Linked DNA regions of Mus musculus: region 2 is linked to region 1. Evidence: chromatin contacts called from ENCODE Hi-C data. All regions are on one chromosome and are shown on one strand. The core of a region is the stretch at or near the end of the contact, and the rest is flanking DNA. Distances in the headings are between cores, read along the strand shown.

Evidence for each region. A loop is a pair of places that touch in the nucleus more often than their neighbours do.
Region 2: a loop to region 1 is called in a map of regulatory T cell, with 11 times the contacts of the local background. The contact joins two enhancer-like sites. A Hi-C loop is called at or near these places in 5 of 37 maps with a recorded cell type or tissue (T-helper 1 cell, T-helper 17 cell, T-helper 2 cell and 1 more).

What each region holds. Positions count from the first base shown.
Region 1 is chr9:41,920,262-41,924,866 of GRCm38, forward strand. No RefSeq gene overlaps it. Among named protein-coding and RNA genes, the nearest start is that of Gm36227, 3.4 kb to the left of the region's middle. Within about 2 kb of position 2,295, at least 1 of the 3 ENCODE cell types and tissues checked has a DNase peak (open chromatin) inside an H3K27ac peak, as active enhancers do.
Region 2 is chr9:58,845,668-58,850,272 of GRCm38, forward strand. The region is part of intron 2 of Hcn4 (hyperpolarization-activated, cyclic nucleotide-gated K+ 4); the gene reads left to right. Among named protein-coding and RNA genes, the nearest start is that of Hcn4, 25 kb to the left of the region's middle. Within about 2 kb of position 2,189, at least 1 of the 3 ENCODE cell types and tissues checked has a DNase peak (open chromatin) inside an H3K27ac peak, as active enhancers do.

The DNA of each region.
Region 1 (4,605 bases), core at 1,045-3,544:
TACAGTTGGTACATGTATCTTAAAGTATGAATTAGAGTCAGCCTTGCTGGGAATTTATGGTGAATATCAGGCCTGCAACTACACGTGGATAGTTATTGTGTTATAGAGACACATACATTTCTATACAAAATTATATTTTTAATATTTGATGACGGTATATAGCATACTTGACTTTACTTCATGGTCTATGTGCCCTATTTTGTTGAGAGAGAGGGAGAGGGAAAAGGAGAGAGAGAGAGAGTTAGTTCTGAGAATGTGTCTTCGACCTCTAAAACATGGCTAATAACCTAGTGTTTAGAGCAGTTATACTCAACCTGTGGATTGAGACCCCTGGGGCCCTTTTACAGGGGTCACCTAAAACCATTAGAAAGCACAGATGTCTGCATTATAATTTATAAAATTTAGCAAAATTACAGTTATGAAGTAGCAACAAAAATAATTTTATGAGAAACTATATTAACAGATTGCAACATTAGGAAAATTGAGAGCCACTAGGCTAAAGCAACATGTTCTCAATGTGTATCTATCATTTGGCAAGATATTTCTATAAAAAGATGCAGTAAGGAATGTGTCCTCACAGATCTTATCCAAATAAAAATGCAAAGCCTTTTTAGAAAGTATTATAATGGTATATACACAAATCACATATATATTTATAATCTATTCTTGGGTGCTTATCTTACATCTGTGAAAATATTGACAACCAAAACTAAAACCAAACGAACAAAATCAAAACCAACCACAACAAAAGAACAGATGGGCAGGCATTGATCATAGTGTGTTGCAGGATTTTCCTTGTCCAATCACATTAGGACAGTGGGAGGCTTGTGATTGGACAGGAAAAGGGAGGCCGAGCGAAGAGCTTGGGGGGGGGATGGATAGAGAGGTCTTGAGGAGTAGGAGGGGGAGGGGGAAGAAGGAGGAGGAGGAGGAAGAGGAGCCAATATGGAGGCATATGGACAGGAAGAAGATCCTGATCCCGTGTGGTTTTAAACAGCTTCAAGTAGCTAAGATTTTCACAAGGTTAGAATAATTGGGTTAAAGCTTTTATCATTATTAATTGGCTCTGAAATTATTGTATTGGCATCTTGTAAATTGTGATCTTATTGTAATATAAATCTGATTGGATCATTAAGCATTAAGAGTCTTGATTCTACTAGGTAATTAGGTGTTGAGATGACTAATCAGGGGTGCATGGGGCATTGTGTGGAAGCAAGAGGAACTCGAAGCCCCCGTCCTAGAGATGGCCCAGTGGGAGCCCTGTGGCCTTACAGGGCTAGAAAGTTGGTGGGCTGAGAGACTGAGTGAGTGAGATCACTTGGAGTGGGGGCTAGCTCCAGAGAGTTGGCGGTGGTGGTGGGAATGTGGCCTGCCCCCCCCCCCCACTGAGAGTTGGCAGGTTTCTTTTTTATATATTTCCCACAACAATTATGTATAAAAGAAGCCCAGAGAATACATTTTGCTAAGAAGTTGGTTGGAAAATGGTTATATGCCACGCCATGGAACATTATGCAGTTGTGAAAAAGGAAAGGCCAGTGTTACAGAAAATGTAACAGTGTTACTGTAACAGTGTTACAGAAAATGTCCTTGTAGGATCTCAGTTAATGTTACTGAATGATACAAACAATAAGAATGCTATGCAACCTTAGTCTACTTTAATTAAGATGTGCTAAGGAAGAAGGTATGGGATCTGTATGTAATGGTGCGTGGGCATAATTAAATGAGCACAGGAAAAAAGATAAGGCAGGACACCCATAGATGCTTCAGAGGAGGGAAAGTGAGAGGGAGCTATAGAGAGGCAGGACCACGCACCAGCAACAAAGTGTGCTCACCGCACCATCTCTTCTTGTTGTGTTGCAACAAACTGTATTTATAATTGTAAAAGAAATGTGGTGTGTGTGTGTGTGTGTGTGTGTGTGTGTGTGTGCGCGCGCGCGCAAAGTGAGTCTGCTGTGAAAATAATGTTGTCAACTTGCTGCTAAGCCACTGAGATTTTTTTTTTTTAATTATTTTGTTACCGACTAATACCTAATATCTCCAGCAGCTTGTCCAGGAACTTAGATCAATCATAATGGTCAACGTAACTTTATTTCACAAGTGAATAGTTTCCATTTTCATACAAGCAGCTCATCCACCCACCCACACTGAGGAACACTGATACCTGAGTCTCTGAAAAAAGAGAAGGAAAGCTACGAGAAGGGGGACGTCACTCATGAGCTCGTCTGTCTCTAGTTTGTCTAGTTGGCTGAGGCCAGTGTGCAGCACATCACAGACACCCAACAGAGGCTCCCAGTGCAGGCACAAGTGCAGCTCCACTTGTCATAACTCACAAGGTCAGATGAGAGGAACAGAGGCTCCAGCCAGGCGCCGTCCTGCCCAGTGACCTGGAGGCTGGGGAACCTGATCAGGCCACTTGACAACGCTGTCCACTCCAGCAACTGCCCATCAGTGTCTGTTCCAACAGCCAAGAGAGAACAAAAGAGGAGAGAGGCCAGCAGCTTCCAGCTTGCCCTCATCTAGTTCCATCTTTGCATCTTAAACTCTTCACATCTATTCCAGGTCTCAAAAGCTAGAAGACACTCCATGCCACCTTAAACACTAAGTGGAGGGTGAAGAATAATTCTGGGCATGCTGAATTTTTTTATTCCTGTTTTCAGTGTGTGTGTGTGTGTGTGTGTGTGTGTGTGTGTGTGTGTGTGTGTGTGTGTGTGTGTACCTGCATATGTAGATGGGTGTGCTCCTGCACGTGGAGGTCTGAGGCTGATACTGTTCGGAGTCACTTCCTATAGCTGTTCTACCTGACTCATTGAGGTGGGTTTCTCAGGCAGAACCAGAGCTCTCTTTCGAGCCAGCTTGCTTTGGGGACCTCCTGCTCCTTCTTCTGAGGCTAAAACAACAGTTGGGCTACCACTCCGACCGGCTATAAATTTGGATTTCTGAGGACAAGAACTTTGATTCTCGCTGTTGCACCACAAGCATTTTTAACCACTGAGTCAGACCCTGGATTCGATGTTGCCTGGCAGTCACTAACATCCACTCACCGTTCCCTGCATCCAGTGCCACACAGCTCAAAACGCCTCCTTCCACCTATGAATTTCAAGGAAAGATAAAGAGCACACCATTGGAGGCCGGAAGCACGGCACAGCAACCTGCTGATGATCAGCATTTTAAAGAAAATAAATTGTCAAAGATTATCGAAGTGTTAGTCTTTGGCATTTAGGACAAACACTCAAGAGAAATGCATCTTACGGGGGGGGGGGGGAATGCTTATTTGGGTTCATGGTTTCAGGGGAGTTAAGTCAGCCTGCTTCATTGCTTTGAGCCTGTGAAAGCAATAAAGAATACTATGGTCTTAGGAGTATGTATTGGCCAAAGTTGGTCTCCTCCTGGCAACTAGGAAGAATGGTGCGTGTGTGTAAGTACAAGGTTTATCCTTTGAGGACATGTTCCCAAGTAGGCTTGTGATAGTGCTGTCAAACTGACAGAATCCTGAATCCACTGATGGACCAGGTTTCGGGCATTTCTATGGGGCATTATCTTGATTACCTGCCCACCGTGGGCGTCACTATTCCCTAGCTAGAAGAGGTGTTCTTATAACTTCACACTCTTGTCTTTTGCTTGCAATATATTCAAATAAAATCATCTCATCAAACCATTCAGACAAAAAAAATTAAATATGCAATTTTACCCTCTACAAAATTGGATGTGTACTTCACACATTGATTCAGAGAGGAAATCTGAACCAGGACTAGCCCCATTTCAAAGAGTAGCCACAAAAGGCTGGTGGGAACTGTTAGTGTAGGGCAGCTGTAGGCATACAGAGAGAGAAGAGTAATGTTGTAGCATACATCCACAAAGAGGGATCTCCAGGGGAAAAAATAGTTACAGATGTGTCTCACTGCAGCAGATGCACATGCAGACCCTTGCGTTGAACCCCTGAAGACAGATCTTGAGGTTCCAACAGAGTGGAGCCTAGTGGGCCAGGAACCAGCATCCAGCTGTCAGTTAACAGCAGCAAAGCTGCCAGAGGGTCCAAAAGGAGGTATGAGGAGACGTCTGAATGGCTTAGAATTCCTCTGTCAATAAGAATTCTCATTCCCAACCACAGAGAGCCCACAGGAAGCTGTCCCAGTAAACCAGGCTCATTAAGCTGCAGCCAGGACAGCAGGCCCCCACTTCATCCCCCAGTGAAACCTGAAACTTGAGCTGTTTGGAAGCTGCTTCTGGAGAAAGCTTGCTTGCTTGCTTTCTTTCTTTCTTTCTTTCTTTCTTTCTTTCTTTCTTTCTTTCTTTCTTTCTTTCTTTCTCTCTCTCTCTCTCTCTCTTTCTTTCTTTCTTTCTCCCTTCTCTTTCTTCCTTTTTTCTCTTTCTTTCCTTCTTTCTTTCTTCCTCTTTCCTTTCTTTCTTTTCTTTTCTTTCTGTCTTTCTTTCTTCCTTCCTTTCTTTCTTCTTTTCTTTCTCCCTTTCTTCCTTTCTTCCTTTTTCTCTTTCTTTCTTTTCTTCTCCATTCCTTTCTTTCTTTCTTCCTTCTCTTTCTTTCTTTTTTCTTTCTTTCCTTCTTTCTTTTCCTTTCTTTCTTTCTTTCTTTCTTTCTTTCTTCCTTCC
Region 2 (4,605 bases), core at 939-3,438, about 17 Mb after region 1:
TAGGCTGTGCTAAGCAAGCTTATTGCCAAGGTGCCTCTCTCTGCGGGCCTCCCAGTTTCCAGAACCCCTGCTTGACTGGGCTGAAAGCCCTCCGATCAGGTTCCGGTGTCCCTGCCCGCCACCCCTGCGGCAGCCTAGCTGATGGTCAGTGCACGGCAGATTCAGGTCAGGGGCGTCATGAACACATGTGCTGCGGGAGAAGTGCCTACACCAGCTTGGCAGAAGCACTCGCAGCAGAAATTCTCCTGGGCTTGGAAAATTTGCATTATTTCTGCTGACAAAGAGAGACAATGACTGCGCCAAGGTCACAAAGTGGTCCAGGGGCAGAAATGAGGTTGGATCCACTCAGCTTTCTGGGCTCCCAGCAGTGTGGCTGTCCCTGCCTGGTGTAATGATACGTGAGGACTCTGAAGTTTGAGTGACATGTTGGAGACCCGAGTTCAATCCCAGCTGCACGCTGCTTGGCTCTGTGCCTCATTCATCCGATCTATAAAATTGAGTATCAGTAATTTTTTTTTTCTTGAGGCTTTTTCATGAGGCCTGTCACAGCTATTTAACAAATGTCCCTTGTCACCGGCCTTCTTAGTAACAGCCAGCAAGGCAAATGGCAGGGTTTATTACTCTCATTTTCCAGGTGAAGAAACTGAGGATCGGAAGCCCCACCTGCCCCACAGGTAGGCTTTATGGCCAAGGCTCCCTGTCTCCCGATCCATGACCCGTGATCTAGGAACATCCCCTCTATTAGTAGGCCGCACCCATAGTGGGTGCCTGCTTGGGTTCCATTCGGTCTGAAAGGGCCTTGTCAGGTGTTGATCTGAGCTTTGTCCTGGGCAGGGTTCTGTGGACTAGCCTGAAATAGAGACTACCAGAAGAGGGGTGGATCATGGGGGATGGAGGCTATAGTGTGTGATGGTTGTGTCTGAAGTCCCTAGAGGACATCCAGTTTCACAGAAGTGTAGGTCTGAGCCCAGAGCTAAGGAGAAGAGGGACGGCACCTCTGCGGCTGGGGAGCTGACCCACCCTCAGTGGTTGTAAAGGAAGAAGTGGGGTTTGTTTCCCATAGTGACCTGGCAGGCTTCTCTCCTTGTCAAAAATCAGGACCCAGGTAATCATGTCCCAGAGGACCCAAGCTTTTCTGCCTGTTATAGGTCAACAGATAGACTCAGGAGTATCAGCCCTTTTCTTTCTTTGGCATTGGTTTGGGTCAGCAGATACCATAACCCCTAGGGTGGATCTTCCTAATGGCTTAGTGGGAGTTGACAGAGTAGCATGTGGCTGGGCTAGTTGAACTCAGGGCACAACAAAACCCTTCCTTTACTGTGCTTGTACCCTAGGCTTTAGGAGCTCAGGCCCAGGGTGGCTGTCTCCACAGCCCCTCTGGCCTGGCTACTCTCTAGGTTATCCAGACTTCATTAGGCAGGCTGCAGCCCTGACTTACCCTGGGAGAGACAGAGGTTCTGCCACCCTGGACTGAACATTGCTACCCCCAAGCTGTGGGCAGGAAGGGAGATCCCAGCAGCCAGATGGATGGCTCCCCACCCCTGCATTTGTGCCCTTATCTCTCCTACCAGCTCGGGAGGAAATTGCTTTGAGCCGTTTCCTGCCTGTGCACAGCCCGGCCAAGGGCTCCCCTGGAATTGGATTGGGGTTTCCCAGCTGACCCAAGAAGCCCCATTTCTAAGACCTGTGTAGCCCCCCTACACCCTCCAGGCTTCTCCCAGCCTCAGCTTGCCTGGCAACCCCGAATCTACATAAAAGCTAGGGAACAGAGCTGACATAGGAAAAAAAATCCTTCGCTATCTCCTTTCAAATTCCTGAGTAATTTTCTTTTTCGAGGGGGCCTCAGTTCCCCACGTATCAGGAGTGCATTGGTGTTTTCTGAGGCTGAGGTGCTCAGGCCCTGGCTGTCTTTCTTGAAAGTGGTGTTAGCTGACCCTGAGGACCAGGTTGTGACTGACAGGGCCTGAAGGAGGGAACCCCGGTGTCCGACCGATGAGTCAGCTTGCCCAAGGACCTTTGGTGAAAATGTAGAGTCTCAAGGCACCTGACCTCCCAGCCTCTCCTGGCTCCCCCAGCAGGCCCACCCTAGCTGCTCTGGACTTTTCTCTAGACTTAGTAGCAAGGTGGGCGGAGTGGCTTCAGCTGGGCACAGGCTTCCTCTGTCCCTGGCGATCTAGGTCAGCAGCCTCCCTCAGAGCCTCTTGGAGCCAGCCTGTCCCCTCCCTCTGAGGTGTGAGCTTGTCACAGGCACGCAGGCTATTGTTAGAAACCTTGGTGGCCCCCCTTCGGATGTTCCACCGCAGAGGGCTTCAGCACACCCAGAGACCCATCCCAGAATCCTCTTCTCTCCCAGAAGCCTGGAATGGCAGGATAAGCGCTCAGCCCAGGAGCTGTGCGGTCTGAGCCCCTCTTCCTGAGGGACTCCCATTCTGTATCTCTCTCTGACTCTAATGGTTGGCACCTGTGGGAAGTGGTTCTGATGGTCTGGGGCTGGTCCTCCCTGCTAATACCACCTCAGCCCAGAGCTCCAGGCCATGCCCAGGACACCCAGGCCCTGGCCTCTCTTGGATCTTGGCTTGTCTTTCATGTGCATAGGGACTTGTTCATTTTCTAGAGGAGAAAAATGAGTCTCTGGAAAAACTTAACTAGGTTTGGAGAAGAGGTCTTAGTGGAGACACCATGGCAGCATGACCCCAGTGCCTGGGGTCTGAAATGTATCGAGAAAGTAGTTCTGCTGAAGGCTGGGCAAGAGATAGAAGGAAAGGAACTACTATGTGTAAAGTACCCACTGGGTGGCAGCTTTGTCCATTATTTAACCTGGTTTCCAAGAGAGCTTTGGGTGTAGGAGCTCATAGTGACCCATTCCACAGATAAGAAAACTGAGTCCCAGAGGGAGTATTCCAGGACATGGAACACATGTTGGTTTGCCAGTGAAGTTGGAATTTTGCAGGAGTGGTTCCCAGGGTGCCAAGCAGGCAGAGAATGAGCTTCCAGCCCCTCTGTCTGGTGAAGCCTCCGGCAGCCCAGAGAGAAAGGTACTCAACCCCCCAGTCGGCCAACATCGTAATAGATTTTAATGAAATATAAAGAGCAAGGCAAATATTTACCCGGTGCAGCTGACAGGCAGGTGGCATGTAGCCCCACAATGGGGACATGAGCACAGAACAGCTTCTTTCAGTGATGACCAGCCTTCTCTTTGACAACCATATCCTGGGTGCTGTCTCGTGTTAGAGGTGTGGCGAGTGTCCTTGCGACTGAGGGCATCCTCTATCCTGACCAGCTCCCACCAGGCAGCTCTGCAGTGGCCATGTTGGCACACCTGGCTCTGCAGTCATGTATCCTCAGCTACTCCACTGGCCAGCGCCGTGCGGTGCTACCTCAGGCTGTCTGTCCACCGGGAAGGAAAAACACCGTTATCCTTCCCACAAAGGTCAAATCAGGTGTCCTGTGGTCTGTGTCTGACTAGGCTACATGCCCCTTTCACTGTATATGCTGGTTGGGACCTGCTTATCTCCAGCTCCATCATGGTCACGGTCACCTTCACCTCTGTCATTAAGCTCTTTCCAGTTCTTGAGACTCTACCGTGTGCTGCACACCACATTAATGGTGGTAAAGGCAGAACTACCCAGGCTTGGTCTGTGGAGACAGTGCAGGGGAGTGGGGTTGGATATGGCCCTGGGAGTAAAGCAGTTGCTGTACACATCAGAGGGCCTGAGTTCAGATCTCAGAACCTACACAAAGCCCGTGCTGTAGCTCATATCTGCAATCCCAGTTTTCCTACAGCCAACTGAGGGGCAGAGTCCGTGGAAGTTTGCAGGCCGGCTAACCTGGGGTAAACAGCAGTAAACAAGAAATTCTGTCTCAACAATGTGGGAGTTTGTCCCCTGACATCTGCATATGTGCATTGTGGTACATGTGGCCCTCTGAAATAAGCAAAATATCAGGGGTGCATAAAGTACAGGCTACATGACACATGCCAGCTCTGATGCTTCTGTCTTTACGACCCAGAGTAATTCGTAGAAAAGGGCAGGGGTTATGGGCTGTGACAGTCTTTGTATTCTTTGTAGCCAGGGCCTGAGGCTTTGTTTGGCTTCCATATGGTATCCTTTTATTCATTTAAGCATACACACGTGCATGCGGGCAGCCAACAGCTGTTTTGCGTGCCTACCCGTGCATTCCATGCAGGAACAGAGACACAAAAACCAGAGGGGGCCGGGTAAGCTGTGGCTCGTGTTGTTGAATAGAGTTAGTAAATCTTATTTTGGATAGAGAGAATACCATGGAAGAAATCAATCACAGAGAGTCCTGGTGAGTGCCGGAAGGGAGGGTCGCTGGCTACTTTAGGTAGCGGTACAGGAGGCCTTTCTATGGCAGCAGAAGACAGGAGGATGAGGAGCCAGAAGAAGGGCACACATAGGCAGATGGTTTGGCAGATGCAGTGCTGAGTCCCTGTGGCCTTGGAAGAACTGTCGGGGGCATTCAAGGACCTGAAGGGGGCCTCTGAGCCAGAGGGGGAAGGGCCCTGGGTGGAGTGGAGGATGTGGGATTGGGAAATAATGGAGGCCCAGGGTGCTGAAGCTGGAGTCAGCAGGTGGAATGTGATCT